Linked DNA regions of Homo sapiens: region 2 is linked to region 1. A link is a loop called in an ENCODE intact Hi-C map of the cell type or tissue named here. Cell type or tissue: PC-3. All regions are shown on one strand. Each heading gives the region's core, and the rest is flanking DNA. Links, peaks and the distances in the headings are about the cores only.

Evidence for each region. Peaks named below come from ENCODE experiments on the same cell type or tissue, not always from the same donor. Only the 100,000 strongest peaks of a DNase experiment are listed, where the experiment ranks them.
Region 2: a loop joins it to region 1, with 4 times the contacts of the local background. A loop is called at or near these places in 5 of 110 quality-filtered maps.

Annotation. Positions count from the first base shown.
Region 1 is chr15:34,237,286-34,242,676 of GRCh38, forward strand. It overlaps SLC12A6 (solute carrier family 12 member 6), which reads right to left. Exons shown (of 26, transcript NM_001365088.1): 17 at 4,817-4,936; 18 at 3,948-4,052; 19 at 3,376-3,544; 20 at 1,680-1,875; 21 at 947-1,116; 22 at 134-265. Among named protein-coding and RNA genes, the nearest start is that of EMC4, 15 kb to the left of the region's middle. RefSeq lists an enhancer at 1,521-2,720. In PC-3, for the core only: a CTCF peak has its summit at 4,291 (motif pointing right); DNase peaks (open chromatin) are centred at 2,286 and 4,266; H3K4me3 peaks cover 633 bases; H3K27ac peaks cover 5,000 bases.
Region 2 is chr15:34,295,048-34,300,438 of GRCh38, forward strand. The region is part of intron 2 of SLC12A6 (solute carrier family 12 member 6); the gene reads right to left. Among named protein-coding and RNA genes, the nearest start is that of SLC12A6, 40 kb to the right of the region's middle. In PC-3, for the core only: no CTCF peak of the experiment used is centred there; no DNase peak of the experiment used is centred there; H3K27ac peaks cover 1,763 bases.

The DNA of each region.
Region 1 (5,391 bases), core at 16-5,015:
TGTTTTTTTTTTGGCACTAGGGGATTAATCCACATTTAGATCTGAAAAATTTCCCAAACCAGAAAAGATTCAAGGAAGACAGGGAGAGGAATGGGGGAATGAACCTCTTGTATCTCAAACTCAGCTTTCTCACCATCTCCACCACTTCTACCTCCGCCTCAATGCGTAAGTGATATAGGAAGGTGGCTAGGTCCTTCTTCATTTGGATACTGTTGTCTTCTAATTGGGCTACTGTGAAGATCCGTATGCTGCACTTTCGCCACACCTGAGAGAGTGACATACACATGTGAAAAATTAGAGCAAGGAGGCAAAAAAGGTTATTTCCTAAGACATTAGACATTGTGGTCTAGAAGAACCTTGCTATATGTAGTATAAGGCTATTTGTTCCTAGCTTCCTACTTGCTATGTTATTGTATTAGGGCAAAAGATTGACTAAACACCACATTTAATACAGTTTTAAGGAGTCCTTAATTTCATAACAAGAAAACACTGGCAAAAGAAAAGATGGTTCACGATACGTTAAGAGGGTACTTTATTCAGACAGTGTATCAATGACAACATGCAGACTATATATTTACTATTTTAAATCTCATTTAATTAGTCTTACCACGGAATGAGCGCATATATGCGTGCAATACACACATATACATATACCTTAAGTTTTCAGTATTTTTTAAAAAAAGATGTGTTCACTTGTTGTTTTCCCCTAGGGCTCATATGGAACTTTATTAATTGGCTGAATTTCACTTGGAGATAAGTAGGTATCAAATACAAAGACAATGATTTCTCTTGTTTGAAAGTGGGATCATGGGAAAGCCTAGAATAACTTCCAACTCTTCTGATTCTAAACCCCAACACTATTATAATCAGAGGAAGAATTTGTCTGTCCTGTGAACCAGGACAGAAGGGAGAAAGACTTTTGTAAAAAAAAAGTTGTATAAAATACCTTGTGCTGTTTCAGTAGGAATGGTAGTAGCATAAGCATCCCCCCATCATGCACAATCCACCACACATCAATGTTGCCCTCAGAAAATTGCTCCACATTGCTGGGAAAGAAGGAGATGTTTTTAGCCACCAGCAGTGCAAGATGGGCAGCAGTTGTCACTCGAACTGTGCCTAGGGAGAAAAAAGAATAAGCAGAGAAGAATCCTTAGGCTTGCCTTGCTTCCTAGCATGTCAGGAAAGCAAGGAAATGCTCTTTTCACACTTCTTTGAGCAAGGGGTCCTATTTACTTAGTAGGTTATTTCTCATTACGTATCAAAAACCATTGTGAAAAATCTGAATAGCTAACAGACTGAGAACCACAGTTTATGTTACTAGGTATATTCCCATTACTACATTTCTAAGGGGGGATATGTGAATTTGAGAGATTATGATGCTGAAGAACAATTCTTGCAATTCCTGTGAGAACATCAATATGGAAAATCACAAATGAAAACACGGCAATTTTGGAGATAATTCCTAGCACAAGACTTGACAGAAATAATTCATGAACATAATGTGAAGCTGAAGGGGGTAGGTAGAATCTGGGTATTACTACCAATAGTTTTTCAGGTTGCCTTATAAGACTATGCTTCAGCAATGGCATAGTCTCTACTTTAGGAGGCTGGGGGTGACAGAGATTTAACTATATACCCTCGACTTGGGCCTTTAGGTTTGTATGAGAAATGGTTAGTACCAATAAAAGTCTTCCAAGCGCGGGCATCTTCGCTTTGACGCCAGCCATTAGGCCAGCCCATCACCACCGTGTTGTGCTTCATGCCCCCAAGGCCACATGACTGGATGAGGTGGGAAATGCCCTCTCTCAGCTTGGCGGCCACCACCAGCTGGCAGAATCCTTTTACCTTCTCTGCCTCCATTAGGTGCTTTATGGTCTGAAAGAGACACAGGACCGCAACACTGAACTGGTTCACTCTGGACATTTTAACCCATTGTTCCTTCTCCATATTATATCCCCCACCTTTTTCCAAAGTCTTCATAATACTATATCATCTACAGAAAAGTCCAAAAAGTTAAAATTATCCCAAAGGAATTTCATGATCTTTTGTCTTTTTGCTTACTACGTATTTTTGCCTCTGTAGCTGGTTGTCTACATGTAGTTTCTCTGCTTTTTCCTCTGTTCTGCTTTTGTTCCTTTGCACCATACCAAAAAACTGGGAACAGGGATCTCTACAAAGTGAATATTCAACATTCTTTCTCAGTTGACCAGGGTGATTCACTATTGTGAACACGATCTCCTTCCTGCCTCAGCCCCAGTCATGCCCTGACTCATCTTACCAGAAACTCAGTATGATGATTCAGTTTCACTTTAGAATTTTCTCAGGTATGTTTTCTTTTTCGCCTCTCCCATTCCCATATGCTTTTTGACATTTTAATGGTGATTATTCATGACACTTGTATTTGCATTACTCTTCCTTTATTTAGTCAAACCAATTTGGAGATATCATCTCATTTACTCTTACTCCACCCTGGGAATAATGGTATGGAAAATGGAATGATTTTTGCAAAGGCACAGATTAAATCAGTGATGCGGCTAAGAACTAGGCTCTCCTGATTTTCAATCCTGTGTACCTTTTATTAATTTTTACCATCATTCTGGAGTAATGTTTCTTCAGCATTTCTAGTGTTTAGGATTTCAAAGGATTCCAAAATGAAATCCAGTAAAACTTTTTTTTTTAAATACTTTAAGTTTTAGGGTACATGTGCACAACGTGCAGGTTTGTTACATATGTATACATGTGCCATGTTGGTGTGCTGCACCCATTAACTCGTCATTTACATTAGGTATATCTCCTAATGCTATCCTTCCCCCCTCCCCCCACAGTAAAACTTTTGAAATGCCATTGAACACAATGGCATTTCAAAAACAATAGGATTAGTTCTATCATATATAATAAGTATTAGAGTGAAAACAACTTCCTTGTTAAAGTAGAACTTTAATGTTCAATACAGCTAACCAGAAGTGGCAAAGGAATCTTGCTCATGATACCACGTAGATTAGTAAAGAGGAAGAAAATTTGGTCATTACTCCTTGTTGTCACAAGATTGAGAGGAACCCTCTCCATAGTTCAAGGGATCAATTTATTTACATGACTTTTCTCAGTGCTTAGATTAATGTTTGGAGTATATTTGAACATAAGGTTTAGACTTAATAATCTTATAATTTAGTAATGCTTTAAACAGGAAGAAATAATAAATAACTATTTTTGGCTCATCTTATTATTTGGGAAAAAGTGTCCTTTCAAAGGTCAGCACTAAGTGAGAAACCTCCTAGATCACTCAGGAACAAGATTCAAGTAGAAGTTTGAGGTCTTACTACTTAACATCACAAAGCTGTAAACTGAGTTCCAATACCTCAAAAGCCTGACTCTTACCTGCTCAGCAGCTAAAGCTTCACCGTAGTTCTCTAGGAAGTTCCCCACGATGACAGAGCCCACAATAGTGAGACCTTTTCCTGCTTTGAGCTGTGAGGCAAAGGTGAGGAGGCGAGGATGCTTGACATGTAAGTCTTCATCTAGTTTCAGTAATACAAGCAACTGAGGCCTGTGAAGAGGTTGGTGGGGGTTGGAGGGGAGGAGAAAACATTTTGGGTTTGGGGAACAGAATGACAGACTCCACCCTTTAATTCAGGAGATCTGTATGAAACAGGTAATTTGACAGAAGGAAGAGATCACAGGAGATGACAGGATAAGGGCATTATTTTGAATGCTCCCAGTACTATCTCAAGTTGATCAGTCTTCAAGGAAGAATAATAAATTGTAGAAATCTTGATCATAAACGACATGAAGAAAAGGGAATAAAAAAATTAAGGATTTAGAATAGTTCAAAACAGGTCCATTATACCAATTCCTTGAGCCACATATGGTTTCCTTATCCTAAAATCAACAAAACACATATTTTTGTGTGTTAACCATGTGCCAAATACTGCTAGTGTTGATTTCTTTACCTCCAGTTTTTAGTGTGTGGAGGTCCTTCCTCCAATCGAAGCAAAGCAAACCGGGCTGCACTGAGGGACAGCCCACGGATACCATCACCCCATTCTTTCTCAGCTCTGTGAGAAAAAGAAAAGAGCAGAGACAAATTTAAACTATAGTAAGTATAATTTTAAAAAATAAAGTTTTTTTCTGAATCTAAAAATCACACATGTGCAAGGTAGAAGATTAAAGCTCAGATTAATGATTTACATAATGTTCTTTACTAACATAATGAACCTGATGTAGGTAGATCAACAGCACCAACAGACTGCACTGCACAAACAGTTCCCAATAAAGCCTGAAGGGGTCACTCATTCAGTCCTTCTATGTAATTGTTCAAAACAATAATGTAAAAGAGCAATTTAGATTAGAAAATTATAACAGACCTGGAGTTTAAGTTACTTTGAAAATAATGCAGAGAAAGTAAAGTTCAATGTGATCTTCTGAATAAGAATGTTATTTCGTCCTCATTTTTGAAAGCTGTAAGTCTTAGTAGTTACTAAGTTGTTCAGAACTAATTTCTTTTTCATTTCAGAGACAACCCCTTGACTGAAGAGATAAGCAAAAATATTTACATTTGTGTTGTACTTTGTTTAGTACTAATTATTATTATTTGGAAATGTCCTTTGTTATTTTCCATTGATCCATTCATACTTTCTCAATGGATCTCCCTTGTGATGAAAAGCTTGCATCATTAAGATGGTTAAAGAATTAGGGGTACAAAATATAGTTATGAAAATGAAGTTACCTGAGTCCTTAAGATATTTTCACTGAGCTGGCTCTAACCAAACTAGCTAGTCTTGCTACTTTTAGCAGTGATCAAGATTAAATCCACACTCACCCTTGGTATTCAATGTACTTGTAGATCATACCAGCTATTACCATGGCTACAATGGCATAATACCAGGAAGAAATGAACATCAGAGCCAGACAGATACTCATTCCCATGAAAGAAAGGGCCCTAGAAAATTAAAAACAAAAAAGTATCTTTTAAAGTAGCTGAAAAAGAAGCCTATGTTAAAGGTGCTTCTCAAACTATCTGTGGTGAGGTATTATTTTTTAAAAACTTTGAAACTATTATAAATAGAACTTTTGTAAAATGCAATAAAAATGAATTATTCGAAAAATTATCACATGCCTGGATGCTGTAGCAATGTCAAACTGCCACAAAAGTTTCTAAATGATTATTCTCAATTCTATAGTTGTCTTATCATGAAACAGTCGGTAGATGTGCACTAAACCCCAAACTGTCCTTTGCAACAGAAGATGTTTCCAACTGCTGGAAAACCATATAAATAACGGAACACTATCAGTCATCTGCAGTTATGAGGACAATTAATACTTACTTGGCAAAGCCAGGATGGGACACGCAGCCAGAAATGTTAATAACTCTAGGATCTTTTTAAAAAATTTCAT
Region 2 (5,391 bases), core at 197-5,196, 58 kb after region 1:
TATCAACAGTTAGCACTTATTAGGGTATGTATGTGATAGACACCTAAACGTTTTACCTGTATTATCTCATTTACAGCAATCTCATCCTATGCTGTAAGTACTATCATGATTGTTCCATTTTACAGGAAAGGCAAAGGGAACCTCCAGGATGATGCTGAAGACAGAGCCCACTATGACAGCTGTGCAACTATCCCAGAGCGCAGACATGAGGCAGAGTGAAAAGATAACACAGAACTGGGAAGCAGGTAAAGCTCAGGTGAGATACTAGCTCTACCACATGTTATTAGTGTAACCTTGGGAAAATGAGTCAATACTTCTTAGCTTTAATTTACCATCTATGCAATAGGAATAATACTATATCACAGAAAATTGAGATAAGCCACAGAATGATCCTCAACAGACATAATAACAATTATATGCTAAAAAGAGTCATGGCGACAAATTAGAATTTAGGTAGCTGGGCATATTTCTTGGAATTCTAAACATTTTGTAGTACAATAGTACTGTGGAAAATATCAAAGTAATGTGGTTGAATTCTTAGCACTGATATACACATTGATTTATAACGATACAGTCATGTGATAATAATAGTTTGAGTCACTATTCTTGTATCAAAAAATTTGATACATTTATAGTGTGGACAAAATACACATTAACATACAGTTTGGAGGCTGGGTGCGGTGGCTCACACCTGTAATCCCAGCACTTTGGGAGGCCAAGGTAGGCGGATCACCTGAAGTTGGGAGTTCAAGACTAGCCTGACCAACATAGAGAAACCCTATCTCTACTAAAAATACAAAAAATTAGCCAGGCATGGTGGCACATGCGTGTAAGCCCAGCTACTCGGGAGGCTGAGGCAGGAGAATTGCTTGAACCCAGGAGAAGGAGGTTGCAATGAGCTGAGATCACGCCATTGTACTCCAGCCTGGGTGACAAGAGCGAAACTTCATCTCAAAAACAAACAAACACACAGTTTGGAATGTTGTGATACAATTATTTATAATAGTAATTGTTAAGGACTGTCTGTACTACATTTCCCAGTACAATTTTATTAATGATTCCAATTCAAATAAACAATGATAATTTAATTCCATAAGTTTTAAACATGCCTAAAGCTGTGTTGGATGCTGTGGGGAACAAGAGTGAGCATAAGATATTTCCTGACATTAAGCAGCTCATAATCTAGTTGAAAAGTCAACTTCAACTTAAGAAACTAAGAAAGAATGATGGTAATAATAGTAACTTACACATAGTAACATTTTACAGTTTTTAAAATATTTTCACATATTTCTTTTGGTTCTCATGATAACCCTGTGATACAGATAGGAAATATTAAAAAGCTAAAGCAAGATTAGGCTCAATGGTTCATCCAAGGCAAACTGAGTGTAAATTTCAAAAAAGACTCGCTTGAACTTGGATTCTGATTTGTCTACTATATCATACTGGTTGTTCCTAAAATTTAGGTACAAGAATGAATAATGGTAATATACATAACTTTTAATTATCCAGGGAAGATAATTATCTAAGGCACAAGATCACAACAAGGCATGTATGAAATAATTACAAATAGTCAGAGTAGGTATCTGGTGCATGGAACTACACAGTGACCACAGATGGCCATATCGATGCGTTGCTAATGCAGCAGAGTTCACAAACATTGCCGACCCAGGTAAGACTGCCCCATCCCTTTTTGCCAAGAGCATGGCAGAACACAGAGAAGGTAAAGGAAAGCTCATGTGGTTATGGAATCCAACAGAGAGTCAGGACTGAAGGTAGAGAAATTAAGAAGAGATAAAGAACATCCACATAGAAAAGTAGATATGCTTCTACTTTGATATTTGAAAAAAAATTTTAGTAACCAAACTGTTTTACTTGTGTTATTTGTATACTTCTGATAACTCCATAAGAATCAAATTTTTGAAAATTTAACTACAAATGTTTATTAAGTTCATTTTCTACTAAACATCTTGATAAGTTTTAACTGATTCTACCTTCTCCCCTCATCCTGCCATTAACCCAGCTAACTGAAAGTTGGAAGCACTTTGCCAAATATCATTTTTAAAAATGTTTGTGCTAGAATATCTTTAAAATCTCTTCAAATGTTGCTAATCTCTTTTTTAACAGGCTTAGTCAGAGCCTAAGCTTGGCAACAGTATCTAACAAGATTAGCTGCTTTATTGTATCTATTTTTAATTTATACTCTATTTATGGCAAGCATGCTGGTATTTCATTTAGTGACAACGTTCCTTTTTAAAAGGAAACCATAAAAGCAGTGACTCAATTTAAGAAAAAAATTAAATAAACACAAAGATGATCCATAAAAATAGAAAGATTACAAAGGTAGTCTCTAAAAGACTGAATTTAGGGAAAATTTCCTACTATCATCACATAAAAACTGCACAGCAACCATGTGAAGAAGAATTATTCCTATATTCATAAAGAAACTAGCTCAGAGAAAGCTGAAATGATTTGCCCAAGGTGGTGTAGCCAATAAAGCCAATGGAACCATGGCAAAGCCAGGCCTCAGCTGTGGTCTTGGATCATCTCACTAGCAGGAAGCAGTGTGAGGGTCCACAGGGAGACGTGCAACATTGATCAAGGCAGTGTGAACTTGAAGGAGGATTTTTGAAAACCTTAAAAATCATGGAGGGCTCAAAATCACAGAGGAGGAATAAATACAGCACATGTCTGGAAAGATTTGCTTGGGAAGATTGGGTCATATTAGGAAAATCTTGGAAGGCAAATAGAGGAGTCTAAAGGAGATGGAAAACAACTGAAATTCTCTATGTAGAAGTCTAAAAATGAAAGCAGTATTTTAGGCAAGGAAACATGAGTACAAAAATGCAAAAAGAAATAAATGCTAGATATATTAGAGACAGGCAGGCAGACTCATTAATAGACCACGGCGGTCTGTCCATGTGCAAACATCTCTAAGGCTAACTGTCTAGGACAGCAGTAGTAGTTATTAATATTAATTCAACCAAGACTCTGAATGCCTACTATATGTCAGGTACATGCTAGGCACTATGGATATCAAAAACAGTGACCATTTGCTCTCAAGAAGTTCAGAGGGGAAAAATACACAATTATGAAACAATAAAATTATTACAGTTTAAGTACAAATACTGTGGGACTCAAGAAGGAAAGAACAAAAATAGGCCGCTCACACCTGTAATCCCAGCACTTTGGGAGGCCGAGGCAGGTGGATCACAAGGTCAGGAGTTTGAGACCAGCCTGGCCAAGATGGTGAAACCCCGTTTCTACTAAAAATACAAAAATTAGCTAGGCATGGTGGTGGGCATCTGCAATCCTGGCTACTCGGGAGGCAGAGGCAGGAGAACTGCTTGAACCCGGGAGGCGGAGGTTGCAGTGAGCTGAGATGGTGCCTCTGCACTCCAGCCTAGGCGACAGAGTGAGACTCTGTCTCAAAATAAATAAATAAATAAATAAATAAAATAAAAATAAAGCAATGGTAAGAGATGTTGTCAAGGGGATAACTGAGCTAAATCTTGAAGGATGATTAGTTCATGAAAAAGTAGAAAAATGGGTGGGGGGAAATGGAGGAGAGACATTCCAGAGATAAAATAGCAGGATTTAATATACCTAACATAAAAAAGAAGAAAAGAATCCTGTCATTCACAGAGAAAGTGGGTACACAGAAGCAGTGAGCACATGTACTTCCAACCTGATTCTTCCCCCTTCCTCCCTCAGTCTCAATATTTAGTCATCAAATCCAGTTAAATGTGGCTTCAGTATGCTTCCACACCAATCTATTCCATTGCACTGCCATCATTTAGATTCTCATCCTTTTCAGCTTAGACCAATTGCCACCAATTCTCCCATCTTCAAACAATCCTACATTTTCCTCCATACTAATAATCCTAAAATTCTGCCTTTATCAGTTTGCATCATTGCTTAAACAACAAAATAAATACTTTGAAAGCTTTCCAAGTGACACTGCCAGGAGACCCCAAACATTTTGTGAAGATCATTTTCACTTGTTTATTTGTAATCTACATCATGTGTGGGGTACTAATCTGAGTCCCTCAAAGCAAAGGGGAAGGGCTGCCTTTGTAAGCTCTACCTTTGTTCCTACTTTGAAATCTCAGGCTGGGGGATGATGGTGGGGATGATGGTGGTAGCGGAGGCTACTGGTGTAGACATTTATAAATAGATTGTGGTTTACTTATTTGGACCCATTGGCTTATAGGGTGAACTCGAAAAACTTCAGCTTGGCATTTAAGCCCCTTTATATTTTAGTTTAACCTTTTCTCAACTGTTGGGTATAAGCTGCCTTGTATTATCTTTTAATTAATCAACATATTAATTCAACAAATATTTACTAAGCATCTATAAATGTCAGATTATGTGCTAGGCACTGGAGATGCATAAAGATGAATAGAGCACAGCAGCTACCCCTAAGGGGCTTACAGCACATACGGGTAAGACAAGTGATTGCAGTGGGTGACTAAAGTACTATATTGGAGGTGTAGACATAGAGTATGGTAGCGTGTACATTACATTACATTTCCTGGAGTGATCACAGGGACCATTAAGGAAGAAGTGGTATTTGAGCTCAGTCTTAACATGAAGATTGTTTGCTAGGTAACTGAAGAACACTCCAAGAGGATGGAATAAATGTGTTAAAGCAACAGAGACATTCAAGAACATTCATTATATCTGGTGTGCAGTATGTACAAAAGAGTAATAAACAAGGAAGCTATTAAGCTGGGATGTTCTAGATCGTGTAGGTACATGTACCTGCTAAGCAGTACAGACTTTGTCAGCATGGGGAGACATTAGGGGGTTTTAAATGAGGGAGTAATAGGATGAGATTTACATATGAGAAAAATTCCTCTGGTAATTACTGTAATGGATGGCTTTAGGAGGTTAGACAAAAAATAACAATGGACTAGGATAGTAGCAGTGAAGATGGAGAGAACGGGACAAATTTGAGAATTATTTGGAAGACTAAATGAGCAAAAATCGGCGAGAAAGAAAAGGAAAGAGTGACAGAGAGATTGAATATTGTAATATATCAAGGGGGAAGGAGTCAATAAAAAAATTAGAAATCACAAGAGTTAGGAAGCAAGAAAGGTTCTAGAGCACAGGTGTATGGATCAATATTGAACGACAACAAGGAAGGTGGTAAAGGATAGGTGTCAACACAGATGCTGGTAAGAACTTATGAAGAAGAATATTAGAAATAAAGAAATACAGTTTACTCTGTGAAGTAGAAGGTTTAGCTATATGAGAATGGAGGATTGAGGTCTTAAGCATTTTAACTCTGTAAGGATTGAGAAGGGAAGCTAACTAGAATCACACAGAATGTCTAAATAGTGTCGACAGTACAACATTGTTGGAAATGATGAATTTATGGTGGTATCAGTT